Linked DNA regions of Homo sapiens: region 2 is linked to region 1. Evidence: chromatin loops called from intact Hi-C (ENCODE). Cell type or tissue: endothelial cell of umbilical vein. All regions are shown on one strand. Each heading gives the region's core, and the rest is flanking DNA. Links, peaks and the distances in the headings are about the cores only.

Region 1 (4,769 bases), core at 211-4,210:
CTTTCGGAGGTTTTCCGGTTGCATCTTTGTGCTATGCTTGACATTTATGATATAAGATATTAATATCTGCACAGAAGAGCTGCCGGTGCTAATTATTCAGACCTGCTCTGACAGCGAACTAGTGAGCAGCACTCATATGTCAGATCCCATCTATGCATTAAGCCTTTCACTTAAAATAGGTGGGAATGACGAGGCACTATGGGCCTTAGCTGTATAAACTGTGCAGAAAGTCTATAGGATATATTAGTAAATCAACTATGATAGGGCTGCTGAAAAGCAAGCCAATACCTGTCTGATAAATAGAATCCCCAGGAAAGTCTTTGATTTAGGAAATGTGCCAGAGACATAAAATGATATGAGGGAAAATGCAAATAATGAAACTAGCTTTTCCTAATTCAGAAAGGAAAATGTTTGCCTCTCCTTCCAGTCCTTCAGGTTGTCAGATGTGCCTTGTTTCTAGCAGCTATTTATAATATTAATCATTTTAACAGTATCAAACAGACTGGGTTTTTACACTTGATAAATTTTTGATGTTGAACCTTTGAAAAATGCAGTGATGTGATTTTTTTCTTCCTGAAGAGTTTCTCCCCAGAAGCCAGTGTTAATTTGCAGATGCCAACACATGACTAATGGTCTTATCTCAAAAGATTAATCCACACTAAATTAACATAGGACCAAGGCCTCAGGATTGTATAGCCTTTCGTCGTGAGAGATTCCAGGCTTTGTGATTCTGACAGACAGGCTGGCAGTTGTCTCCTCATAAGGGATGGTAGCTGGTTAGTTAATTGGTCAGTCAGTCTGCCTGGTACACCCTGTTACTGCCTGCCTAACAGTCACTGCCCTCCTCTTCTTTGTCAAGAACACCAATTTTGTTCAGTGAGCAATGCGCTCAGCTCCAGATGATGAGATATGATGGAGCTGCTTCAGTTCAGGTGAACTAAATTCCCTGTGATTGGTTCAGAGGTGAGGAAGTGACCTAATTCTGGCCAATGAAATGCAAGAGAAGGATGGAAAGGAGCTGAATGGGTTGGAGGAGGAAAAGGGATGGTGGCTTCTGGAAAAGAAAATAAAAGGTGATCATCATGTGGAAGTTAGTCCTTTTTGTTTCTGTAATTTCCTTCCTGATATTGGATGTGGCTGTGAGAAAACTGGTTCCTGGAGCAGCAGCTATGCTGGGCTCTTGAGTGGAGACCATAGCCAGAACTTTGGGTGGCAGAGCAGACAGACGGAAAGACACTGAGCCCTCGCTGATGTCATCAAGCCACCAAACCAACTGCGGTCAGTTCCTTCTGCCTACCTCTAGATCGCTTTTTAAACAAATAATAAATGTCATGATGCAAGCCACTGTTAGCAAAGGTTTCTGTATGTTGGTGCTGGAAGTATTGCTAATGATACAGCCAATTTTGCAAGCCTGGAAATTGTTTTCTCTCTTAAAAGCATTCATGTCATACATGCATATGGTAAAGCAAAATGTTGAAAAGTATATCAAGGTGTTAAATAGCAAGTGCAAGTATTATTCCAGCTCCCAGTACCCTCCTCAGAGGCAACTACTTTTTTTTTTTTTTTTTGAGATGGAGTCTCGCTCTGTCGCCCAGGCTGGAGTGCAGTGGCGCAATCTTGGCTTACTGTAACTTCCGTCTCCCGGTTCAAGCAATTCTCTGCCTCAGCCTCCTGAGTTGCTGGGACTACAGGCGCCCGCTACCACGCCCAGCTAATTTTTGTATTTTTAGTAGAGACGGGGTTTCACCATCTCGGCCAGGCTGGTCTTGAACTAACGTCGTGATCAACCCGCCTCGGCCTCCCAAAGTGCTGGGATTACAGACATGAGCCACCGCCCCCAGCCAATTAAACGTTTTTTTTAAAAAAATAAATGCAATGGAATGCAATGAAGCTATCAAAAATGCCACTGAGGGAGAATATTTATTGACAAATTCAAATGTTCAAGGCATATTCTTAAGTAGGGAAGCGCCAAACTTTCTAAATGGAGCCGGTGTTCTTTTTGTAACTGAGAAGATTTAGTTTAAAAAAAATATATATATATATACACACACACACACACACATATACATACATACATCCGTTGGCTTCACAGTAGCTGGCACCTCCCTCCCCTTTGCTTCAGGCACTTCCTGGGAGTCCTCGTCCATTCTCACCTCAGCGACGAAACCCCTCCACATACCCTGTTTCTCCTCACATTTATCCCCGAAAATGTTATATAATTATGTGTATGGCTTATTGTCTGCTCCCTACCCCCCAAAAAAATGTTCTCCAGGGCAGTGACGTTTCTTTCATTGATTGATACATGTGAAACCACTTGCAACCGTGCTTGGCACACAGCAGGTGCTCAGTGCCCCTCTGGTGAATAACTGAGGGGCACTAGGTCTGTTCTGGGCCGTTTTCCTGCCGCCCACGCCCTCCCTCCCGAAATTCCCACAGACACAGAGTTGCAAGTTACTGCCCTCAGCGAACCTCCCCTTATCTTCCCTATAACCAGGAACCTGGGGCCCTCCAGCTCACAGGGGCCCTCTTGTGGCATGTGGGCGCGTAACAGCTCAGCCGGGACCCCGCCTCAAACGCATGGAACTACACTTCCCCGAATGCAGGTGTCCTCTCGTGGACTCCATTTCCCAGCGGCCTCAGCGGCTGCCCCGCCCCTCCTGGTCCCCGGCGCGCCGCGGGGTGAGCGGCGCCGGGCCTGAGGTCGCCCAGACGCCGTCGGGGCGGAGCCGGGTCGCGAGGCTGCATCCCGGCCGGCGGTTCCGGAGCCTCGCGGCTGGGGAGGCGCGGCCCGGGACGCTCGAGCTTAGGGAGGTGAGCGTCGGCGGCAGGCCAAGCCGGTAGGAGGCGGCGCCCGGCACGGGGACTGCCTGCGGCTGCCGAGGCTCCGAAAGCCTTTGTGGGCGCTGGCGGGCACCCCCGCGTCTGTCACCGGCCCCCGCGCCGGGATCTGGACTCTCGCCCCCCCGCGGGGCGCTCCCTCGCCGTTGCTGGTGCACCCGCGTCCGGCTCGCCGTGGACGCCGGGCCTGGCGTTTCCTCCCGGGCCCGTCCTGCCCACTCCATGTGGGCCTCGCGGACTCGGGGCACCGGGACCCCGAGGGCAGGGCGGACGCAGCCGGGCCCCGGTTTCCGAGTCCGTCCCCAGGACGGCCACCCCTCCCGCCTCGGGACACCCAGCGCTTTCCTCTTCAGAGCTGGTGTTTGGCCGGGCGCGGTGGCTCACGCCTGTAATCCCAGCACTTTGGGAGGCCGAAGCGGGTGGATCACGAGGTCAGGAGATCGAGACCATCCTGACTAACACGGTGAAACCCCGTCTCTACTAAAAATACAAAAAAAATTAGCCGGGCGTAGTGGCGGGCGCCTGTAGTCCCAGCTACTTGTGAGGCCGAGGCAGGAGAATGGCGTGAACCCAGGAGGCGGAGCTTGCAGTGAGCCGAGATCAAGCCCTGCACTCCAGCCTGAGCGACAGAGCGAGACTCCGTCTCAAAAAAGAAACATCGTGTTAGAAATGGGATACATGGGGTCGGGCGTGGTGGCTCACGCCTGTAATCCTAGATTTTTGGGATGCCAAGGCGGGCAGATCACCTGAGATCAGGAGTTCGAGACCAGCCTGGGCAACACGGTGAAACCTCGTCTCTACTAAAAATACAAAAATGAGCCGGGCGCCTGTAGTCCCAGCTACTCGGGAGGCTGAGGCAGGAGAATGGCTTGAACCCGGGAGGCAGAGCTTGCAGTGAGCCGAGATCCTGCCACTGCGCTACTGCACTCCAGTCTGGCCAACAGAGCGAGACTCCGCCTCAAAAAAAAAAAAGCCGTTTTCCGTGGAGTCGGGAGATGATTCGTTGGCGGGAGAGAGAGGAACCGGCTGGGAAAGGCTTGAGGCGGAGGGAAGTCGTCCCGGGGCCGTCGTGGTGGGAGTCCCGGCCCGCCTCGCAGCGGCGTGAACGGGGCAGGTGCCCCGGCGCTGCCTCAGTTTCCTGAGCGGTGCAGTGGGTGCTGGCAGTGCCAGCTGGCGCCGAGGAACTCAGCGGCGTGGGGCGAGCCCTGGCCCTGGTGGGCTCAGCGGGTCGCTGCTGCCACTGCGGCTCCAGCGTCCCCTCCGTAAGCCCCAAGCCTGTGGGGCCTGGGCCTGGCCGGGCGGCCCAGCGCTGCTCTGGTCCGCGGGCTCCTGGCTCCTCCCGAATCCCTGTGAGGGCGCGCGGGGTCCTTCTCAGCGGGAGTCGGGGTTTTAGAGCTGCGGATTCCAGGGCTGGAAAGCAGAAGGGGTTCTTCCTGGCTCCCTTTTTCTTCTCAGATCTGCCTTCTGGAGACTGCGCCGTCCTCCCGGGAGAGCCAGAAAGAGGACATGGCTGCTGGGCAGCGGGAAGCGAGGCCCCAGGTGAGCTCATTGCCCTCCCAGATCCCAGTGGATGGATTTTCCCCACTAACTGGAGTTCTTCACCCGGGACCATCTCCAGCCAGGATGGAGCCCAAGTCCTTTTCTCTTGGAGGAGCTGGTCCGCCCTCATGAGTGGTGGATTCTGTAGGGAGGACCACCCACCCTCCCCACCCGTGTCTAGTGGTTCTCTTTTTTTTTTTTTTTTTTGAATCTCGCTTTGTCGCCCAGGCAGTGGCGGGATCTCGGCTCGCTGCAACCTCTGCCTCCCAGGTTGAAGCAATTCTCCTGCCTCAGCCTCCCAAGTAGCTGGGATTACAGGCTCCCGCCATCACGCCCGGCTAAGTTTTTTTTTTTGTGCTTTTATTAGAGATGGGGTTTCACCACGTTGGCCA
Region 2 (4,769 bases), core at 525-4,524, 450 kb after region 1:
CTTGCTGGGTGCGCACTCATGCATGCCGTCTCACCATGGGAGGCTAGTGGTTTCAACCCTACCTGACAGATGAGAAATCTGAGCTCAGAGGGTGACAGGACTTAGCTGAGACACACGGCCTGCTTGCATGCCAAAGCCTGGATTAGCACCCAGGCTATGTGACCCTACTCCCTCACACCAACCAGCCAGCCTCTCAAGCTGTCTACAGTAGCAGGGCCGGGGCCAGGATGGGCTGCTTATTGGCAGGAGAGTGCTTCTCAGACCACCCCCAGAAACACATACTTGGAGAGGATGTTTGGTTTCTCCTGCTCATACCTGTCTGTATCCAGCCCTGCTGCTCCCTTCCCAACTATTGTATTCCACCCCTGGTATCAAAGTGTTAGGATGCTTTCCTGCTTTACGAAAAAAGAAAAACAAAAACTAAGTCTAACTTAAACTTAAAAGTCCATTTCTTCATTTCACCTCCTCTCCTATTCCTCATTCATACCTCCGTGTCATAGCCGTTATTAGAAATTAGGAAGAATTTCTAAATCTTCCCCTGGTAATGAAATGTCCAGTTCTGTATCACTGTGCAGGGTGTCCCTGCAGAGGAGCAGCTGAACGGAGCAGGGCATGCTCAGCCTGGGCAATATGGCAAAACCCCATCTTTTTTTTTTTTTTTTGGAGACAGTGTCTTGCTCTGTCGCCCAGGCTGGAGTGCAGTGGCATGATCTCGGCTCACTGTAACCTTCGCCTCCTGGGTTCAAGTGATTCTCGTGCCTCAGCCTCCCAAGTAGCTAGGATTACAGGTACGCACCACCACGCCTGGCTGATTTTTTTGTGTTTTTAATAGACACAGGGTTTTGCCATGTTGCACAGGCTGGTCTCAAACTCCTGAGCTCAGGCAATCTGACCACCTCGGCCTCCCAAAGTGCTAGGATTACAGGCATGAGCTGCCAATCCTGGCCGAATCCCCGTCTGTTTTAAAAAATAAAATTTTAAATCAATCAATTAATTATTAAAAAGTAGAAAAGGCCTCCTTGGCTACAGGGCAGAAACTGGAGGAAGGGGTGCGGGTAGGAGGCGGTTGCACTAATTTGCTGGTGAAGCCTGAATGACTAACAGAAACGAGGGCTGGCAGGCGTCACAGGTCAGCTCTGAGCACACCCAAAACCACACGCACGGCACCTCCTGGGCCCCGGAGCGCCGTGCCCAAGCCCCTCTGGAGTCGAGGGAGCGGTGACTGCACTTCATCTCCGGCCTCAGTCCTGGGAGCAGCGACAGCCGGGGCCCCAGGGGACTGCGAGAGCTCTGGGCTGAAATGTGGTCTGTGAGACGGGGCCTCGGCCTGGGACCAATTTTGAAATGAAGGACTCGGATGGACGGTTTGGAATTAATCAAGTGAACAAGAAAGGCCCATGGAGCACCGCACGTTCACACGCTCTCTTGCACTCTTGTAGTTCAAAAACAGCTTTGATTATAAAAATGTAATCAGTTAAACGATTTATCTGAAATATCCCAAATTCATCTGTTTTTAGATTTCAACATCCTCCATCTCATTTCCGTCTGACCCCTACAGTGCCACCCCACAATCCCCAGATTCTAGTGAAGCTGAGACCGGATGAAAGCCGACTCCGGAGTCCCTGATAATGGCACGCAGACTGGAACCTCAGGGAGATGCAACCAGGGCCACCATGCTGGCCGTTCTCCCCAGGGCCCTAAGTCTCTTGAGTCCAGCCTCTTGTCTTGGTCCAGCACTGTGTCCCCAGTGTCCCCGTGAGTGTCCCATGTGGGGCAGCCCATTCACAGGAGGCGGCCACCCCAGGTCAGTGGGGCCCGAGCTGCTGCTCCGCCCTCGGCTCCCAGATGCCTCCTGTATCTGCTGCAGTTTTTTGCATCCTCCTGGCAGCAGCCCAGGTACCTCCTGTCCACACCTAGCTCTGGGAGGAGACTTAGCAGGGACAGCAGTGTAGGGGGCCCAGCAGAGGGGGTTGGTCCTGCGCTTTGCTGTTTTGCCTGTGATATGTTTGCAGCGTGGTCACTGGCTGGAACCGCCTCCCACTTCCCCAGGCAACAGACCAGCCCCACAGCATCCTCGCCCCATCACATGGAAGAACATGTTCACAGACCTGCACAAAGTCACCGAGCCAAGCCCAGGTCTTCGAAGCAAATAGACTAAAGAGAAAGCAGTGATTTTGGTATGAAGCTGCCCCCGACCAGGACCCAGGGCTGGCACGATGTCCAGCCCATGCAGTGGAGACAGAATGGGCCCAGGGGTCTATAGTCCATGTGGCCTCAGGCACGTCCCTGGCCCCGCCAAGCCTCGGCCCCTTCAGCTATTGGGGGAACCAAGGAGATGACGCAGGAGAGCTTCAGAGTTGGGCACACGGACTGGGTTCAGGGACCGTTCCCACTGCTCTGTCCATTACCAATGCCAGCCAGGGAAGCCTGTGAGGCTGAAGGCGCCCCTTTTGGGCCTGCATCCTCAATGGCCAGCGTCCTGGCTGATCGCCCAGGCTGTGGCCCGAGGGCGGGAGTCCAGCGCAAGAGTCCGCCAGGGCTGGAGGCAGCCTTCGGCAGGTCAAGCGCGCCCTCTAGTGTTCCCTGGCCGGGCACGAGAGCCAGCAGGATGGACGTTCATTCAGAGAATCGTTCCCTTCACCGTTGTTGATCCATTCAGCGGGTATTTACTGTGTTCTCGTTATGTACGAGGCGCTTCGGCATTTGGGATACGGTAGCAGGAAACACATCCAGGGGTCCCTCCCCACTTGGAGCCTGTGGTTGAGTGGCAGACAGAACAAAAAACTCCCACAAATTCCAGCTTCACTATGCCTCGTGGCCAGGGCTAGGAGGCGGGGCTCCCGTTACCCAGACCTGGCCTGGTGGGGGTCAGGGGCACCGCCTTGAGGAAGGGAGGTGTGAGTCGAAGTCAGAAGGTGAAGAGGATGCTGATAAGTGGGGAGTTTCAGGGGGAACATCCAGAGAGGGTGCACCCAAGATGGGCCGGGATGGTAAGGGCGTAGGGGGAGGTGAGAAGCCTGTGTCCCTGGAGCACCCAGCCTTGAGGAATTGGCCATCTCTTGTCCACTCTGGAGTTCCACCCCGGGTGGCTGGACAAAGGGGCCCACAGCCCCACCCACCCAAGCTGAGAGCCCTCCCTGGGCTGGAACCTGAGGCCTCGTCTTCCCAGCCACGTGGAGGTTCTGGGCACAATTGAACCAGGCGCTGCAAGGTGGAGGGTCTAGCCTGAGAAGGACCAGGCTTAAACAAAATCTTTGCAAACCCCTCAGTCTGCCCGGGGAGCAGTGAGTTCCACATCACCAGGGGTGTGCGAGCCAAGGCTGCACATCCTCCGGTCAGGAAGGGCATCTGTGGTGGGCACTGGAGCCATGTGGCTGGTCACTGTGGGAGGAGAGGTGGCAGGAAGACAGAGCAGTGAGTCCATAAGTGAGAAACTGGCGGGGGCGGGAGCTGAAGAAGGCTCCTCAGAAGAGGTGACACGTGAGTCTGGAAGGAGGCGCTCAGGAGGAAGAGGTTGTCCTTGAATGCCAGGCCAGGGGTACAGCTTTGCCCTGAGGGCAGTGGGTGAGGGTGTGCCAGGTGCTACAGCAGCCAGAGGAGGGGCAGTCAGCAGGCAGGGCACAGGGCTCGAGCAAAGCTTTGGGCTGGTGTCCTGGCCTCTCCGAGCTCCAGATCTTCATCTGTGAAATGGGGATGATGAGGCTTCTGCCTGGCCGGTCTGTGGTCAGGGCCAGTGACATCTAGATAGGGAGGGAAGGGCCCACATTGCTTCAGCTCCACTCTGTTCCCTGGCTTCATTTACCCCAGGGCTGGCCCAGCGCGTCACAGCTGCTCTCATTAACCCACCCTTCCCCTGCTGCCTGCTGTGAGCCCAGATCCAGGGAGCCATTCCATCCGCAACACACTCAGTTTGCAGAGGAGGAAACGCGCTCCAGGGAAATTCAGCAGCTCACTCCCAGGTCTACGGGGCAGGACCTCATCATCAGGATGTACCCTGCTCCTTCACTGTGCAGGAAGGATGGGTATGTGGGGCAGGAGGTAGGGGGCCTGGCGGAGGCTGGCCCAGGAGGGTGGGAGGACTGGAGAGATGGACCTGAGCTAGAATTGCAGGCTCACGGGCTCACTGACGCTTGCAGCCGCCGGCAAGTGAGAAAATAGATGAGGCTGGTTGGGCGCAGGAGAGCAGAGAAAACGGCAGGGCCTGGGGTGAATCGGGGCACCCGCCCCATCGGGGTGCAGTTCCGCACATGCAGTCATCACTACCACATCTTCCAACATTTCCAGAGAAGCTGGAAATCCAAATTCTATAAAAATCCTTTGCATTTTTAAGGGTTTCAACCAGTTCTTTACCAGTGGGTGACAATTGTCTGTGGAAACCAAGGAGGGCCCACCCCACAGCCTAGGGGGCAGCTCTCAGGGAGGCTGGGAAACCAACCATGCCCCAAGGGTGGGGCAGGAGGGCAGAGCTTGGCCTGGGCATGGTCCAGGGGCCACAGGGCGAGGCAGAGTGACTGCAGCTTCAGTGTGTGCTGCGAGCTGTCCTGGTCACGCTGTCTCCCTCTAGACTGCCTCGTGGAGTTTGGCCACGCTGTGGCGGTCACCCTTCTGTGAAGGTCACACTTCCCGTCAGCTGCTGCTCCCTACTCTGGATTTCCACCCCATCCACGGCTGGCACCAAAATGAGCTGATGGTGTGTTCCCCCAGACTTCCTTCCACCAGAACAGCCCTCTGTGCCTGAGCTGGTGACCTGGGCAGCTCAGTCAGACACA

Evidence for each region. Hi-C counts contacts between places; a loop is a spot of excess contacts. Peaks named below come from ENCODE experiments on the same cell type or tissue, not always from the same donor. Only the 100,000 strongest peaks of a DNase experiment are listed, where the experiment ranks them.
Region 2: a loop joins it to region 1, with 18 times the contacts of the local background. A loop is called at or near these places in 13 of 110 quality-filtered maps.

Annotation. Positions count from the first base shown.
Region 1 is chr5:178,728,598-178,733,366 of GRCh38, reverse strand. It overlaps ZNF354A (zinc finger protein 354A), which reads left to right and starts at 2,708. Exons shown (of 5, transcript NM_005649.3): 1 at 2,708-2,811; 2 at 4,294-4,377. The coding sequence starts at 4,345. RefSeq lists silencers at 2,529-2,868, 2,939-3,168. In endothelial cell of umbilical vein, for the core only: a CTCF peak has its summit at 2,543 (motif pointing left); a DNase peak (open chromatin) is centred at 2,646; H3K4me3 peaks cover 980 bases; H3K27ac peaks cover 620 bases.
Region 2 is chr5:178,277,946-178,282,714 of GRCh38, reverse strand. All of the region lies in intron 5 of COL23A1 (collagen type XXIII alpha 1 chain), which reads left to right. Among named protein-coding and RNA genes, the nearest start is that of PHYKPL, 48 kb to the right of the region's middle. In endothelial cell of umbilical vein, for the core only: a CTCF peak has its summit at 2,577 (motif pointing left); a DNase peak (open chromatin) is centred at 2,554.